Linked DNA regions of Mus musculus: region 1 is linked to region 2. A link is a loop called in an ENCODE intact Hi-C map of the cell type or tissue named here. Cell type or tissue: heart. All regions are shown on one strand. Links, peaks and the distances in the headings refer to the core of each region. The heading gives the core; the rest is flanking DNA. Region 1 has its middle 6.5 kb from the start of Adck2. Region 2 overlaps Dennd2a (DENN/MADD domain containing 2A).

Region 1 (2,912 bases), core at 308-2,807, 100 kb after region 2:
TTGTTTTGGATTTATTTATTTATTAATATGTAAGTACACTGTAGCTGACTTCAGACACTCCGGAAAAGGGTGTCAGATCTCGTTACAGATGGTTGTGAGCCACCATATGGTTCCTGGGATTTGAACTCATGACCTTTGGAAGAGCAGTCAGTGCTCTTACCTGCTGAGCCATCTCACCAGCCCTTGTTTTGTTTTAATATTGTTTATTTGTGGGTGTGTGCACAGGCCTGCAGGTACCCATGAAGGTTGAAAGGTGGTGTTGGAGTTACAGGCAATTAGAATCCATCAGACGCAGATACTAGGAACCAGACTCTGGTCCTCTGAAAGAGCACCAAGTGCTCTTAAGTATGGAGCCATTTATCCAGCCTTTGCTTTGTTTTTGAGAGCAGGAATCACTCTGTAGCCCAGGATGGCCTGAAACTCACAGCAATCCTCTTGTTCAGCCTCTTGAGTCCTGGGATGTGGCCATGAGTCACCAAGTTCAGCCTGGTCAGGCTTTCAGAACAGGTAAATCACAGGTCTCCCAGGCAGCGGAACTACTACTGCCTGTAGCGCATTTGAGCTGGAGGGATCTTGGAGATAGGTGCACCCATACTTCCCAGACAGAGGGAAACGGGATTGTCCCTGCAGTGTTAACACAAGTCTAGAATCTGGGGAGGGCTAGCAGAGGGCTTGAACAAAATCAGAAGGTGAAACTGGAGTGGGAGAAACTCTGATGCAAAGAATGACTACAGCTCCAGTGATGAGCAGAGAGAAAGGGTCACCGAGCCAGACCTCCTTGGGGAGGCATATGAAGGCAACACCGAAGGGCAAGGTTGACAATGGCTTTCTCCATCTCTCTTCAGAGTTCTGACATTTTTTTTCACCACTGTGCATATGGGTGTATGGGGATGGCTGGAGATTTTATATATATATATATATATATATATATATATATATATATATATATATAATATTTAAGTATACACATATATTTAAGTGACACTGGAAATTCTGGAAGTTACACCCACACACACCCAAACAAGTGCTCTGCTCACTCACAGCCCATGACCAAGATTTTTACACTACACTCCAACTTTCTTAGCGGCAAATTGCAGGCCATGTGTATCACATAGGACTTGGGGCAGGATCGGGGGCTGACCTCAAACTTTTCTTTGCCAGATAATTACCTTGACCTCGTGAGAAAAGAGGAGGTGGGAAAAGACAGATTTTAGCTTCTCACTGACCATTTTGGACTGTAAGAAATAAGGGTTTGCAGTTTATAGGCTGTGAGTTATGGTACTTTGCTAACGCAGACCAAAGGGACCTGTAGGCTCAGGGTTGTGTCTGACATTGTGCGTGAAGAGGACAGAGATGCAGCTAAATATCTTCCAGTTATAGGACACCCCTCCTGCACCACCCCCTCTGCAAAGCAGAGAATCCTGCTCAGAATGTCAGAAGTATAGAAATTAGGGATGGAGAGCAGTTAAGAGCACTGGCGCTCTTTCAGAGGACCCTGGTTCTATTCACACTACCCACATGATGGCTCACAACCATCTGTAACTACAGTCTCAGGGGTCCCAATGCCCCCTTTTTACTTTCAACAGCCATGCATGCAATAAACAGATATGCATGCAAGCAAAATACCCATATGCATAAAATAAGAAAACAAGCTTCCACTTCCTTCTCCTGAGCACCATATGTGCCCTGCCTCATATATTTCATGTAAACGTGTTATGGAGGAGATACTAAAATGATAGGCTCTTGTGCAAAGAGAAGTCTAGACAGACTTAGCATCTCTTGTTTTTCCTTCCTAGGCAGGTCTGGAACCCTAGGGGAAGCTTGGTTGCACTTCAAAGTGAGTAGTGACTCCTAGTGGAAGTAATGCGAACCACATCAGCAGGGACAATACCGAAAAACAGAGACTATTTGCGGGCTTTTGCTGTTGAGATGAATCTGGACATCAATAGAGGCTACCCAGACAAGGACAAACGGGCTGGTTACTCAGACTTGTCTGTAGAAAGGAAGCTGGCCACCATTGTGGGCAGAAACTTATACTCAAGTTGAGCAAATACCGGTGGGAACAGGTGTTTGGAGGTTGCTGGGGGTGGTGGTGAAGGAAGGGGTGTCGATTAATTTCTGTTGCTGTGATAAGATATCCTGATAAACGATGTAAGAGAGGAATGGGTTATTTTGCTTTATGAATTGGCTTATTTTTAAGTTTTTTCTCACTGTGTAGCTCTGGCTGTCCCAAAACCTTACTTATGTAGACCAGGCTGGCCCTGAACTCACAGAGATCCATTTGCCTCTGCCTCCAAAGTGCTGGGATTAAAGGCGTGCCACCACTACTTTGGTTTACTTCCCAGGTTCTATTCCAACATTGGACAGACGTCAAGACAGGGACATCATTTGAACAGATTCCTGTTTGCTCTCATCTGGCTTTCTCCTGTCTTACATAGTTCAGGATCTCCAGGCCAAGGGAATGGCACTGCCCACAATGGGCTGGGTCCTCTTAAATCAATTAACAGTCAAGACAGTCCACCACAGACATGGCCACAGGCTAGCCTGATGTAGTCAATCCTTCACTCGGGCTTTCTTCCTAGGTGATTCTAGGTTGTTGCTGACATTTAAAAATAACCCTCACAGCTATGCAGAAGAGAGGGGAGACAATGGTTATAGCTAGCAATGGTGGCTGACCCCAAGCAAGCTGAGTCTTCCAGCACAGCAGGAACGAGACACACATGGATACACAGACTGTGGCAGCATACACAAGACCTGCACAGATTCAAAGCACACAAAATCAGCACTAACAAGGGGAAACGGACACAGCGTTCCACCACTAACCAGGAAGCGATTTGCAATTGAAACCTGTTGGAAAGTGAAAATCAGTTTTCTGCAGTGGAACGTCCTCCCCAGTGCTAGGATCGAGGCAT
Region 2 (2,912 bases), core at 207-2,706:
TGGTGTGCATCTGTATAGGGGCATGCATTTCACAGACAGCTTGGTGGAGTTGGCGCCTTTCCACCTTCATGTGTCTCCTATGCAGCGTTCACCAGCGGTGGCACCATCTCACCAGCCTGAGCCTTCTTTACACATGCAGTGTGTCTCCCCCTTTTAATATAAAGACCACTGAAAAAAAGCCTCTTCAGTGTGGCAGGGGGTGCACACCTTTAATCCCAACACTTGTGAGGCAGGCAAAATTCTGAGTTCGAGGCCAGCCTGGTCTACTGACTGAGTTCCAGGATAGCCAGCACTATACAGAGAAACCCTGTCTTGAAAAAAACAAAACAAAACAAAAAAAAAAGGAAAGAGCCGGGTATGGTGGTGCACGCCTTTAATCCCAGCACTCGGGAGGCAGAGGCAGGTGGATTTCTGAGTTCAAGGCCAGCCTGGTCTACAAAGTGAGTTCCAGGACAGCTAGGGCTATACAGAGAAACTCTGTCTCAAAAAATGAAAAAGGAAAAGAAAAAAGCCTCTTCATACAAATAGCCTAGTACATTCCCCCAATATTTGTTTGTTTGTTTGATTTTTTGAGACAGGGTTTTTTCTGTGTATCCCTGGCTGCCCTGGAACTCACTTTGTAGACCAGGCTGGCCTCAAACTCAGAAATCCACCTGCTTCTGCCTCCCAAGTGTTGGGATTAAAGGTGTGTGTGCGCCACCACCGCCTAGCACATTCCCCCAATTTTATTTTAGGTTTTGTTTAAGTCAAATACAAAAACATCAATAAAATAGAATATTATACACTCACTAGGAATGTTGATAAAGATATACTTATTTATTTATTCACCTGAAGTTCTTAAGTAAAACAGTATAATATAAAATAAGTTAGAAAAGAACGTATATTCCAAAATACTAACTGTGATCACTTGGGGGCAATATAAAAATACACAGAATATTGCTATCAGAAAGTTACCTAAGCCTAGGAGCTTGTGGAATCGGTCCCTGAGCCCCCGTGCTGTGCTCACCTGCTTTCTCTGGCTACCTCCAACATCCCAGCCACGCACTCCTATTAATCCTGCCCAGGTCAGAGGCGATCCAGATGTAGTCAGTTTTTGGTGGCATTCACAGTATCGGGGTGGCAGCCCCGAGGCCAGCCCGAGAACCTTCCTTTGCTGCACACAGGGCTCCTGCAGACTCTTACTGTCCCCACAGGTCAGCTGATTCGGGTCCTCTCTCTCATAAAAGAGAAGCAACTACAGAAACCTCTCCTAGCTTTGTTGGTCAAGAGGAACAGGCTCACAGCAGTGGCCTAAGTGTCATGGTTGGGCCACAGGAAATAGAAACTTCAGGACCCTTAGAACATTTTATTACCAGTTAACAAGATTTCCTGTTTTTTTAAATGTGTCCCTCTAAAAGCCACAGACTTTTGGGGCATGAATGGAGCTATACGGCTTCTAGGAGAAAAAAAAAGAAAATGTAGTCAAGAACAGTAAAGTCCAGTCTCTGCCACCAGGTGGCGTCATAGACCAGTGCGGAAGAAGCAGTGGCGTGGGCAGAAGTGTTTCTGTGGCTGCCGCGCTTCCTAACTCCTGGCTCCACAGAGTCAATGAGCTGGCCCAGAGGCGATGAGATGGGGCAGGAGAGCTGAATGAAGGAAGAGCCAAACACTTTCCTTCTTCTTCTCTTTTAATATCTAAGATTTAAAGGTCCCAGAAGCAACTAACCACAGTAACAACATTCTGCATGCTGGCTGGTCCCTTCCGGAGCTGTTGTGAGCGCGTGCCACCTGCCCAGCTAAGGGGTCCATCCTGGGAGGACTGGGGCGTAGGGAGGAGGTTTTCCCTTGGGCCAAGATGAGGGTTATTTCTTGTGGAGAAACTTCATTTTATTGCCTAAAAAAGAAAGTGAGAACATTTTATCAGGGGGGGAGGGGAGGGAGGGGGTGCACAGGAAAGTGTGTGTCTCTCAGCAGGCTGTGGAGTCAAAGGACATCTTTGTGGACTCAGTTCCCTCCTCCCGCGTTTATGTGGGTTCTGGGGACTGGACTTAGGCTTGTGTGCCACATGCTGTGATGTCTTGCTGGCTGGTCACACAGCTCCTGATCTTCCTCCTCCACCTCCAGGGTTTACTCTGGAGCACAGTGTGCACCCTTAAGGACCTTTTTGCTGATTAAACTGTAGTCCTGATGATTCTTCTTTTTTTTTTTTTTCTTTTGGTTTTTTGAGACAGGGTTTCTCTGTGTAGCCCTGACTGTCCTGGAACTCACTCTGTAGACCAGGCTGGCCTCGAACTCAGACATCCACCTGCCTCTGCCTCCCGAGTGCTGGGATTAAAGGTGTGCGCCGCCACCACCAGCAGTCCTCTTGATGATTCTTTTTTGCTCAGGGGCATTCGGAGGTTGGGAGGAATCCTACCTGTGTTAAGGTACTCCCTGCCTCGCCCAGGGCATGCTGCCTCTGTTGGTTGCCACAAGACTCGGGGGTTCAGAAGATGGTGGCAAGGATGTCAGTGAGGCCACCCTAGTTCCCAGGGACAGACTAAGAGAGGTAGACAGTCCACCCTGTACCGTTCCTGGCTCTTGTGGATGGAAGTAGTGAAGACTCCAGGAAAGATGGTTTAGAGCTGAGGCTGGCGACAGGGACCCAGCCTTACCCAGTCCCTTGAGGAATTTATTGACTCCGCTGTGCTCTCCGCTGGGCAGGGTTTCCAGGTACTCCTGGGCTCGGACTTCAAACAGACCTGGTGAGGAGAAATACCCAGGATATGTTAGATGCCTGCCTTTGTGCTTCTGCACTGACCTTCTTCCTCGATAGCTCGGGAAACCTTGCTTCTGAGGCGCAGCTGTGCCTATAAATACGCTTTCAAGCCTGGGGTTTATAAGGGATTTTACTGTCCTTATAATTGCCCCACCTTGTATAATAGCTGTCTGTG

The links. Peaks named below come from ENCODE experiments on the same cell type or tissue, not always from the same donor. Only the 100,000 strongest peaks of a DNase experiment are listed, where the experiment ranks them.
Region 1: a loop joins it to region 2, with 5 times the contacts of the local background. A loop is called at or near these places in 39 of 42 quality-filtered maps.

What each region holds. Positions count from the first base shown.
Region 1 is chr6:39,565,894-39,568,805 of GRCm38, forward strand. No RefSeq gene overlaps it. Among named protein-coding and RNA genes, the nearest start is that of Adck2, 6.5 kb to the right of the region's middle. In heart, for the core only: a CTCF peak has its summit at 1,855; no DNase peak of the experiment used is centred there.
Region 2 is chr6:39,461,579-39,464,490 of GRCm38, forward strand. It overlaps Dennd2a (DENN/MADD domain containing 2A), which reads right to left. Exons shown (of 19, transcript NM_172477.4): 18 at 2,634-2,720; 19 at 800-1,873. The coding sequence ends at 1,842. Among named protein-coding and RNA genes, the nearest start is that of Gm52860, 7.4 kb to the right of the region's middle. In heart, for the core only: a CTCF peak has its summit at 1,495 (motif pointing right); a DNase peak (open chromatin) is centred at 1,533.